Regions from separate parts of the Homo sapiens genome. Here all the other regions are linked to region 3. Evidence: chromatin loops called from intact Hi-C (ENCODE). Cell type or tissue: Caco-2. All regions are shown on one strand. Region 1 overlaps BRINP3 (BMP/retinoic acid inducible neural specific 3). Region 2 overlaps BRINP3 (BMP/retinoic acid inducible neural specific 3). Region 3 has its middle 66 kb from the start of LINC01701.

Region 1 (4,000 bases), 660 kb before region 3:
CTTCTATGGGTCTTTGTGTCTATACATGAAGGTTATTGATTTCTGTGTTTTAATTTCACACCCCACTACCTTACTGAATTCTTTGATTGTTTGTATAAGTTTTTCAGTTTACTCTAGTGAAATTGCCAAGTTTAAATCATATTATTCACAAATATTGATATTTTTGATGCCTCCTTTTTAGTGTTTACACTTCTAATTTCTCTTTTGACGAATTAAATTGGTAAAAACATCTAGTACTGTGTTGGATAATAATGGTGATTATAATACTTCCATGTTCTTGACTTAGCAATAAAGCTTCCAGTATTAGCCCATGTCATCTATATGATTTTTGGGTTGAAACATAGATAGATAGACAGATAGTCAGAGAGACAGACAGACAGATAGATTTCTTTTCACAAAATGTGTGTGTGTTATGTACAATTGATTCTTATTATGTTATGTCCTATAAACTTCACAAATAGAGATTTAGCAAATACTGAACCATTGTTCCTAGTATAATTTGTGCATATGTATGTGTACATACACATCTCACATAGATTATAATCTTGAACCCTAAAACAATTCTTCCAGGTAAATTATATTTGCTTTATTTTTTAAAAGAGAAAATGAGGTTCAGAAGTGTTAAGTGACTTGCTTAAGACCATGCCCCTAAGTGTACCCACTTTAGGATTCAAACCCTGTGCAATTGGCTCCAGAGCAGTAATAGCTTCTTGGGCTACGCTACACTACACTGCCTCCTACTGTCTCTGCTCATACAAATATAGACAGTAGGAGGCAGTGTAGCATAGTCCAAGAGGCTGTTAGGTTGGTGCAAAAGTAATCACAGTTTTTGCCATTACTTTTAATTGTTTTACTTTTGCACGAACCACAATTACTTCTGCAGCAAACTAATACTACTGCTCCTCCACCTGTCTCACCCCCTGTATAAGAGCTGAAGCAAAAAGACAGAGAAATGCCTTGTTAGGCCTCAACTGGGAATGTTGACATCAAAAACTCAAAGTGTTTTTGCTCTGCTGTGGATGTTCTTTGAATGACTGACAAAAGGCTGCCATTATTAGTTTTGGAGTTAGAAATATATTCTATCCATTCTATCCAGCAAGCAAAATCACAAATGTAGAATTTGCAAATAATGAAGATCATTGGTATAAATATGTGTGTGTGTATATATATACACATATACACACACATATATACATATATATGTACACACACACACACACACACACACACATATATATATATAATTAAGGAATTATCTACTTTATTTTATTTTTTTTAGACAAAGTATCACTCTGTTGCCCAGGCTGGAGTGAAATGGCGCTATCTCGGCTCACTGCAACCTTCGCCTCCTGGGTTCAAGAGATTCTCCTGCCTAAGCCTCCCGAGTAGCTGGGATTACAGGCATGCACCACCACGCCTGGCTAATTTTTGTATTTTTAGTAGAAACGGGGTTTCGCCATGTTAGCCAGGCTGATCTGGAACTCCTGACCTCAGGCGATCAACCCACCATGGCCTCCCAAATATCTATTTTAATTTTATTCAGTGTTTTTTAGACCAATAATTATTGTTGAATTTTAACATATTATATTCAGTGGCCAGGGAGGATATCATTCTAATTTTCTTCTCAGCTATTTAATGTCTTGGGGATATTTAATGTCTTAGATATGTAATGTTTACAAACATTCTGCTATCTTAGAATATACCCCTGTTAGTCAATATTCTTTAAATGAGGTCCTGGAATTTATTCTCTAATATTTTATTTAGATTTTTTGTTGATATTACTACAGAGCTTTGTCTGTGAACTATTTGTTTAACATTTGTTACTTTTGTCCATTTATTTAAACTTGTGTGATAAAAAAGAATTTAGATGAAAATATATACTCTCAAATTGTTTTACTATTATCTGTTCTTTACAACTGTCTGTTTTAGTGTAATTCCTGAACTGAACTGAAATTGCCTTAGAAACGATTAGAAGAGAGGGGAATTATGACAAGGTAATATGGTAGTCACATGGTTCAGGCACAATCTTTTCTGCACACCTAGGGTATAAGCCACTAAATAACAATTGCTGAAGGGAAAGTACATTAACACAGACCTGCAGTCACCTCTTGTTACAGAGGCACTTTCTTATTTATTTCCAGCTTATGCATGTCTTGATCTTGTGACAGTCAGAACCTTTCTGGAACTATATGGGGTTGTAACCTGAGCATCACAAAGCTGCTGTTTCTGTCTATAATCACCCAGCTGATGTGTACTATCTCAGCAGTCAGTAAACACCCTCAGTAAGCAAAGAAGGACTTTCTGACAGGATGGTTCATTGCAGGATACAGTGAAATATCTGTGTTAGTGGAGCATCTGTATCAGTGAGGTATCCACCCATGGAAATGGTCACTCGCTTTGAGCTTGGTTCAACAGGTTGCAGAGGCAATGCAGGCAGAATGCAAGGCAACAGAATGAAGGACGTCTGAGGTCCCTTCCAGCCTTGCAGGTTCAATGAATTCTTAATGTCTGTGAGGTCTGGATTACTGTTGTGTCCTCTCTTAGCCTGTCAGGCCTGCAGTCTTTCACCTCTTCCCACTGTGCCCTGGAGAAGTGGTTTCTGAAGCTAAAGACTACTCTAAAATGCTCGTATTCACTGTGAAAAACCAGTAGCTATTTTTCAAGCAGCTAAGTTTTCATCCTGTGCCATTTTAACATTGATGAGGTTATGAGGAAGCCCCTGAAGCTTATGTCACCGTGAATGTCGGACATGGGGTAATAGTACTGGTTGTACAGACCTCATATTCCAAGGTGGAGATGTGATAGGGGTCGGAGACTCTCTGAATGTCTTCAGGAGCTGTGCCCCCTATGCCAGATGCCCCTGGATTAAAATAATTGATATCGTTAAATTTAACAATATCCATACTACTCAACATGATTTATAGATTCAATGCAATCCTTATCAAAATTCTTAGAACATTTCTCAAGGGACTAGAAAAACTTAATCCTAAAATTAATATGGAACCATAAAAGACACTAGTCAAAACTATTGAGCAAAAAGAATACCCCTGTAGCCGTCACACTACCTGACTTCAAAATATACTGCAAAGCTATAGTAATCAAAGCATCATGATAATGGCATAAAAACAGAAGCAGTGGCCAATGGAAAGGCAATGAAAATCCAGAAAGAAACCTACAAATATACAGTCAATTGATTTTTCACAAAGGTGCCAAGAACATATAATGGGGAAAGGACAGTGTCTTCACTAATGATATTGGTAAAACTAGATATCCACATGCAGCAGAATAAAATTAGAACCTTTTATCACACCATCTATGGGAATCAACTCAAAATGGATTAAAAACTTGTACATAACAATTGAAATTTTAAAACTACTAGAAGAAAACTTAGAGGAAAGCCTCCGCAACATTGATCTGGGCAATTACTTTTTGGAAATTATGCCAAAACACAGGCAACAAATACAAAAATACATAAAGGGGATTGCATCAAACTAAATGTTTTTGCACAGCAAAGGAAAGAAGAAACAGAGTGAGTAGTCTACCTACAAATTTGGATAAAATATTTGCAAACCAAAGATGTGATAAGAGGCTAGTATTGAAAATATATAAGGAATTCAATTCAATAGCAATTGAACAAATAGTTCAATAATAATATGGGCAAATAACTTGAATAGACATTTCTCAAAGGAAGACAACCAGATGACCAACAGGTATTTGATAAAATGATCATGAGACATTATTAATCATCAAATTAAAATTATTAAATTAAAATTATTTAATTAAAATACAAATTAAAACTACAATGATATGTTACCTCACACCTCTTAGACAGTCTATTGTCAAAAAGATGAAAAATATCTAGCGATAGTGAGAATGTAGAGAAAAGTGAACACTCTAGGCTTGGCTCTTACTCTCAGGATCAGAGTAGCTGCAAAGGTCAGTGGCAGGTTCTAGTTCTGTGGCAGGAGGCACAGGCTTCGCCATGAAGGCCCTGCCTTAC
Region 2 (4,000 bases), 610 kb before region 3:
TTTGGTATGCAACATTTTTTGAGACTGAGAAAAAGCAGACCCAGTAACCTCTCTATTGTCTATCCAGTTATGCTAACAAGAAAAATTATAATAATAAAAATTTGACAACTTAACATATAAATTTGTGGTGGAAATCACTTTTCTCCTTATTTGTTCCTTATTAAATTTGCACTACCTAGACCAGGTATGTGAAAGATGTCACTATCATATGATAGCCTATTATTTATGCATATACTTCAATTGGTAGAGAACCCAGACACCCATAACTAATTTATATTTTAAATAAGAAGCTTTTGGTGTAGCCTACACTTTGAATTAATACAACCCCAGTTAAGACCTTGAATCCTCAAAGTACAATATGGTCAAGTTACATAATCCTTCTGCGCTTTGAATGTGTAAAAATGTGAGTTGCATCACCCGCTCTTTAAAAGAGCTGATCAAATTAAACGAGATAATTAATGTGAAGGAAATCATTACTGCTTGAAACTTAATGAGTACTCAGAACATTGATAATGATGATGATGGTGATTTGGTTAAAAATCATACAGTGTAGAACTAAAAGGAATGTAACTTTATATTTATTAGAAAATTTAATATTTATATGCATATCTATTTGGTTGGATGGTAGACATGTAAATTCCCTAATTCAAGATTCCTCCATCCTTTCTGAGAAGTATGTTGGGAAGATTGACATGTTGGCTTTGGCAAGGGTTTGTCAAACCATTTCTGGTCCTCGGATTCATTTTTTATTCAAGTTCACGGCCTTTGCAATGTCTTCATCACTACCCTGTCTTAGGTGATGAATATTCTAGGATATTCCCGTTTCTCAGCCGCACTTTTTCTTCAGGTCTGTCTGTGTACTCAATCATGTGTATACGCAATCCATGGTGTTCTGTCACAAGTGAGAAATATTCTACATCTCTGTGGAGCACATTTAGGCCTACCGGTCTTAACACAGGGTGCAGACTATTATTTTGTTCTCAGGCAAAACTGAGAGCAAAGCAATCCTCAGGCCTTGTAATATTTTTGGACTGTATTTAAAGACAAAGAACTGGTTTTCTTCTCAGATGCACAAACCTATCAGGACTTTATCTTCTTCTCATTTCCCAGCCCCTTCCTGAACTTGTCTCTAGAGATAAGGTGCAAAACAAATTTTTAGGATCAACTACTGTATTTACTGGAAATACCATATTCTTCAGCTTTTTGATCCATTATATGTAATCTCTTGGTTTATTATATGAACTACCTTTCATTTAAAATACTATTATTTCCCATATATGTATGAGAAATAATCATATATATATGCACACATATATATGCACACATATATAAAAATAGATTTATGAAAAAATCTTATATATATTTCAATAGTTTTAAAAATCATTTCATTAATTTTAGAGAAAACTCACTTAATAATTGTAGGCTTATACTTTTTCTTGCATGTAACATGAACAACAACATCATTTTTAAAACAAAGACTACTTCTTGTTATGTTGAGCAACCATTTTTCCAAATGGTGTGAGGTTTGCATACCACAAGGTAAAAACCAACTATATTTAAATATTACCTGTTCTATCAACTTCAGATGAAAATATGCAGTATAATAATTTTCAAAAACAAATACATTGAGGCGATTCTTTGCCATCATGATGTTTCCAAAGCAAAGATAATAAAACGTCAATTAATGAATAATGATGATGAGTAAATAATACCCAAATTTGTTTAATCAGTCAAAATATAAAGCCAGTGAAACTGAAAAGCTTTTGTTGTTTCCTAATCAAGAGACCTTTTGGCTAATTTTATTACTTAATAAAACATTTATTACATTGACTTGGTTCTACAAACTTTAAAAAATTTTTGAAATATATAGAAGTCTCATTTTTATTTCTATAAATCAGAATCTTATAATTTTCACTTCATGTTCAAAATATTTCTCCCTTTGCTTCCTCTTTTATGCATGGTTTATAAATAGTTATCGAAGAGAATTAGAAACATACATGAATGGTACTTTAGGAGGTATATGATTTTTAACTTAATTCAAATTACAGTTATGTGTTCAGTTCAGGATAATAAATAGAGTGGTAATGAATTCTTTCCATTTCTGATGCATGCTATTGGGTATTGGATTTATGGTAGAGATTAGCTTTGATTAATTCTTCCCTGTCTGCTGACTCAACTCTATTCTTCAGTGTTCTGACCACTAGATGGTAGGGTCGTGTTGCCTAACTAACTAGTCTGGCCCTGCCCCTATACAGCATAAAAAATGTAAGATCATTCATTATTTTTCTTAACATCTGTCTCTTATTTTAAAGGATTATTTATTATAAAACTCCATTTTAATCTGGAAATGTGCGTATATACAGACATATACATACGTGTGTGTGTGTGTATATATATATAACATATATACATATATACAAACACACACACAGCAGGACATCAGATAATATTGTTTCATGAAAATGTTGATGATTAACAAAATCAATTTTTGGCCAGGGCCACTGTCTGTGTGGAGTTTGTACGTTCTCATATCATGAGCATGTATGTACATGCTCATATCTGCATGGGTTTTATCTAGGTAATTCAGTTTCCTCCCACACCCCAAAGATATGCACATTAGGTTCACTGGCCTGCCTAAATGGTCCCAGTATGAGTGAGTGAGTGTGTGTGTGTGTGTTGGGGGGTGGGAGTGACTATGACCTGTGATGGAATGGTGTCCTGTCCAGGGCTGGTTCTTATCTTGTGCCCTGAGCTGTTGTGATGGTCTCTGGCCACCCACCACCCTAAATAGGAATAAGTGAGTTAGAAAATGAATGAATGAATGAATAAATACAAATTGTTATAAAACAAATATTCATGAAGTATACGATAATTATACAAATGCACAACAATAAGCAATGTGGTATAAAAGTGCCCAGTGGGATCTCCTATTAGTAATTGTTTGCTTTTGAACTGTGTAGTGGTAGGAGGGTCTCCTAACAATGTTCATTGTGTAAACTTCACTTGATTTAACTCACCACAATTACAACTACCATCACTCACTGGTTCACTAAAAATCGAGTAAATAATTATCTTATTTATTATTAATCTTTCTTACCTGTATGCATAGATGATATTTATTTCAGTGTTTAATATTAGGAGTGTTTTGGGTATTTATTTGGAAGTTTGGTGGTGTTTTTATGACCAGAAATATACTGTAGGAAGTTAACCCTGTGTATATCAATCACCCTGTGTTAAAATTTGTTTCATTATTATACATTGTATTGCTTAAAGTCAAAGTTACCAAGAACCTATCCACCAAGTTAAGTGAGCACATACATTTACACACACACACACACGTATATCACAAAGATCAAAATTTAAACAAAAAACTTATAGAATATTCTTTATTCCATTTTCTATTTTTAAAATTTAAAAATGACATCTTTATAAGTGATAGATTTAGTGCTAGGCGTCAAATGTGCAAAGATAAATACAATATAGCACTTACTAGGAAGCTGATAGGATTTGGATCTTTGTCCCCATCCAAATCCCATGTTAAATGTAATCCCCAATGCTGGAGGTGGGGTCTGCTGGGAGGTGATTGGATCAAGGGGGTAGTTTCTCATGGTTTGACACACATCATCCCCCTTGGTGCTGTTGTTGTGATAGTGAGTTCTAATTAGATCTGGTTGTTTAAAAGCTGTGGCACCTCTTCCCTCAATCTCTTGCTCTTGCTCGGGCCATGTAAGACATGCTGGCTCTCCCTTTGCCTTCCACCATGATTTGAAGCTTTTTGATGCCTCCCAAGAAGCAGAAGCCATCATGCTTTCTGTACAGCCTGTGGAACAGTGAGCCAATTAAACCTATTTTTTATATAAATTACCCAGCCTCAAATGTTTCTTTATATCAGTGCAAGAATGAACTAATACAGAAGCCTATTCTCTAATAATGGAAACAGGGAAGTAATTTAAAACAAAAACACAACAACAACTTTGGGATAAGAGCTATAACACAGGAA
Region 3 (4,000 bases):
TCCAGAATATCTTTGTTAGTATTCTGCCTTGATGATCTATCTAACACTGTCAGTGTAGTGTCAAATTATCCCAATATTATTTTGTGGTAATCTAAGTCTCTTCATAGGTCCTTGAGGTCTTGTTTTATGAATCTGGTGGATCCTGTGTTGGGTGCATATATATCTAGGATAGTTAAGTCTTCTTGTTTAATTGAACCCTTTATTAGTATTTAATGCCCTTCTTTGTCCTTTTCGATTGTTGTTGGCTTAAAGTTTGCTTTGTCTGAAATAAGCACAGCTACTTCCGCTCTTTTTTGTTTTCCTTTTATTTGATAGATGTTTCTTCATTGCTTTCCTTTGAGCCTATGTGTGTCACTGCATGTGAGATGGGTCTCTTGAAGACAGTGTATAGTTAGGTCTTGCTTCTTTTTCCAACTTAGCACTCTGTGTCTTTTCAGTGCAGCATTTAGCCCATTTACATTGAAGATTAATGTTCATATGCTGGGATTATATCCTGTTACCATGTTTTTAGCTGTTTGTTGTGTAGGATTGATTGTATCATTGTTTTGTAGTGTCAGTGGGCTCCCCATTCCAGTGTTTTTATAGTGGCAGGTACCAGTCTTTATCCCCATAGTTAGCACTCCCTTAAGACCTCTTATAAGGCTGGCCTGATGGTAACACATTTCCTTAGCATTTGCTTCTATGAAAAGGATTTTATTTATCCTTTGCTTATGAAACTTAGTTTGGTGGGACATGACATTCTTGGTTGGAATGTCTTTTCTTTTAGGATGGTGAATAAAGGTCCTCAGTCTTTTCTGCTGAAATATCTGCTGTTAGCTTAATGTTGTTCTTTTTGCATGTCACCTGCCCCTCCTCCATAGCTGCCTTTAGGTAGGTTTATTTATTTATTTATTTATTTATTTATTTATTTATCTTGGCATTGACTTTGAAGAATCTGATAACTCTGTTTCTTGAGGATGGTCATCTTGTCTAGTACCTTGCAGGGGTTCGCTGAGTTTTCTGAATTTTCATGTTGACCTCTTCAGCAAGGCTGGGGAAATTTTTATGAACAATATGTTCAAATATGTTTTTCAAGTTACTTGCCCTCTCTCCATCTCTTTTAGGACTGTCAATGAATCACAGTTTTGGTCTGTTTACATAATCCAATATTTCTCAGCGGTTTCGTTCATTTTTAAAATTTTTCTCTTTATTTTTGCCTGATGGTGTTTATTTGAAGGAATATTCCTAGAGCTTTGTGATTCTTTCCTCAGCTTTGTCCATTCTCTTATAAATGCTTCCAATTGCATCCTGAAATTCCTGTAGTGAATTTTTTATCTCCAGAAGTTCAGTTTGCTTTTTTCTTAAAAGGGCTATAATTCTGCTTTCTTTCTTACAATGGCTATGTCATCTTTCAACTATTAAATACTTTTACTCTGTTCCTTGTATTGGATTTCAACTTTCTCCTGTATTTCAATGAATTTCTTTGCCATCCAGATCCTGAATTCTATGTCTTTTCAGCCATTTCACTCTGATTAAGAACCACTGCTGGGGAGCCTGTGCTCTTGTTTGGAAATAAGAAGCCACTCTGGCTTTTAGAGTTGCCAGAGTTCTTGTACTAGTTCTTTCTCATCTGTGTGGGTTGATGTTCCTTTAAATCTTTCAAGTTGCTCCCTTTTGGATGAAGCTTTTTTTTTTGCTTTATATTCTTTGGTGCCCTTGAGGGTTTGACTGTGGTATAACTTGGGTTATACCAATTACAGTCAATTGTCTTCATTTCTGGACGCTTTTGGGCGGGGGAGCAAAACTCAGTTCAGCACTCCTGGGCTATGTGCTGTAATGCTGGAGGGCTGGGAAAAGGCACGTAGCTTTGCTCTCTTGCCTCTTGAGTTTAAGCACCTGCTGTCCTGGAGGAGCTGAGGTGTTCCCAGTTTGCTAGCAACAACATGATGGGGGCTGCTGGCAAAAGCACTCTGGAGGGATAGTAGGGCATCCAAACATGCATGAACATTGGTGAGGTCTAGCAAGGAGGCTGCGAGTGAAGGCACGCCCGGTGGGGAAGACTGTGGGTGAGTATGTGCTGGGCAGTGGAGGAGGCTGCATGTGAGTGCACACTGGCTGGGGTTCATCTGCAAAAGCATTCTGATGGTTAGGTGACATCTGCTGGTCAAAGAGCTATAGCAAGCTGAAGCTGTGCTGCAAGCAGCTGTAGCCAGACAGGAACCCTGGGAAAGGCCAGCAGATAGAGGGGCACTTAGATGATACTGGCCCCTTCCCAGAGGCAAGACAGCCTTACTCTGTCCAGATCCTGAAGCCAAAAATGGCTAGAGCCACCTAGAGGAGTACAGTGATCCTTAGGGGATGAGTTCCTGTGGCTGTGCTCCACTGCAGCCATTCCCATGTCAAACTTTCTGGGAGCTTCTCAGGCTGAAGTCCTGTCTCTGCCAATGCTCCAGACAGTTCTTCCTACCAGCTCAGATGCTGTGAGGGTCCTGGGGTCTCCTACAGCTAGGATCCAGGAGGTCCATGGCTAGAGTGAGCCACTCCATGCCTATTTCGCTCAATGCTTCCCTAGGAGCTGCTCAGGGACAGAAGTGAGTCCTGGTGCTCAGCAAACCAGTGCAGGGTTCCCAGCTTCCTCACCTTTCAGACTGGGTTCTGTGTCCTTCCTCTGTCCATTTTCAGTGCCTTCTTTCCAAAGATCTGTTCACAGCATCCCATTCGTTTTGATGGTTTGGTGTCTTTTGGTGGGAGAGGCTCTTCCTGGCTGCACTAATTGGCTATCTTTGCTCTCATCACATATAACTTTTAAATCTCTCAAAACTTAACTTCTGATAGCTTACTGTTGACTGGAAGCCTTACTGATAACAAACAATAGATTAACACTCATTTTGTGTGTTATTTATGTTATATAATGTATTATTATAATAAAGCTAAAAGAAAAGGAAAGACAATGTTATTAAGAAAATTATAAGGCAGAGAATATATATTTATTATTCATTAAGTGGAATTAGAGCATCATAAGGTCTTTATCCTCATAGTCTTCACAATGAGTAGACTGAGGAAAAGGAAGAGGAGTGGTTGGTCTTGCTGTGTCAAGGGTGGCAGAAATGGCCAGAAAGGCAGGCAAACTTGGTATAAATTTTATCGAAAAAAATTCACATATAAGTGAACTTGTGCAGTTCAAACGCATGTTGTTCCATAGTCAACTGTAGTGTTTTTGAATAAAGTCTTTATATTTTAGTCTGTTTTTTTTTTTTAATTTTTTATTTCTTTGAGACGGAGTCTCGCTTTGTCGCCCAGGCTGGAGTGCAGTGGCGCGATCTCGGCTCACTGCAAGCTCCACCTCCCGGGTTCACGCCATTCTCCTGCCTCAGCCTCCCGAGTAGCTGGGACTACAGGCACCCGCCACCACGCCTGGCTAATTTTTTTTTTTCTTTTTGTATTTTTAGTAGAGACGGGGTTTCACCGTGTTAGCCAGGATGGTCTCGATCTCGTGACCTCGTGATCCTCCCGCCTCGGTCTCCAGAAGTGCTGGGATTACAGGCGTGAGCCACCATGCCCAGCCTAGTCTGGCTATTTTTTTAAGTTTCACAATTGATACAACTGCTGCCAACCCAATACTACAGGTGTTTGAATTAATAGATCAGATTACCATTATTGAAATAAAAGTCTATAACCTTTTACACTTTATATTGTCTTCAAGATATGTTTGCAATAAGATAAAACTTAACTATTATTAAAACTAAAAACTGTAGCAATGGTGGTATTTCTTTAAATGGCTTTAAATGGTATTTCTTTAATTTTATCTTGTTTTTCCATAGATGATTTGTTTTCCATCAGTACCTTTCTCTGGTGACAGTGAAAAAATATTTTCGAAAATCTATTTTAAATTTAACTTCTAATTTACTTGCTGATCAATTCATTTACAAACATTCAATCTCTAATTTAAATGAGGTGTTTCTTTTTTTGTTCATTATGCCCCTCTTCATCCTTCTGGTTCTCTCTGCAGAAGAACTGCCTC

Evidence for each region. Hi-C counts contacts between places; a loop is a spot of excess contacts. Peaks named below come from ENCODE experiments on the same cell type or tissue, not always from the same donor. Only the 100,000 strongest peaks of a DNase experiment are listed, where the experiment ranks them.
Region 1: a loop joins it to region 3, with 16 times the contacts of the local background. A loop is called at or near these places in 3 of 110 quality-filtered maps.
Region 2: a loop joins it to region 3, with 29 times the contacts of the local background. A loop is called at or near these places in 7 of 110 quality-filtered maps.

What each region holds. Positions count from the first base shown.
Region 1 is chr1:190,370,666-190,374,665 of GRCh38, reverse strand. All of the region lies in intron 2 of BRINP3 (BMP/retinoic acid inducible neural specific 3), which reads left to right. Among named protein-coding and RNA genes, the nearest start is that of BRINP3, 110 kb to the left of the region's middle. In Caco-2, no CTCF peak of the experiment used is centred here; no DNase peak of the experiment used is centred here.
Region 2 is chr1:190,319,354-190,323,353 of GRCh38, reverse strand. All of the region lies in intron 2 of BRINP3 (BMP/retinoic acid inducible neural specific 3), which reads left to right. Among named protein-coding and RNA genes, the nearest start is that of BRINP3, 160 kb to the left of the region's middle. In Caco-2, no CTCF peak of the experiment used is centred here; no DNase peak of the experiment used is centred here.
Region 3 is chr1:189,706,980-189,710,979 of GRCh38, reverse strand. No RefSeq gene overlaps it. Among named protein-coding and RNA genes, the nearest start is that of LINC01701, 66 kb to the left of the region's middle. In Caco-2, no CTCF peak of the experiment used is centred here; a DNase peak (open chromatin) is centred at 2,138.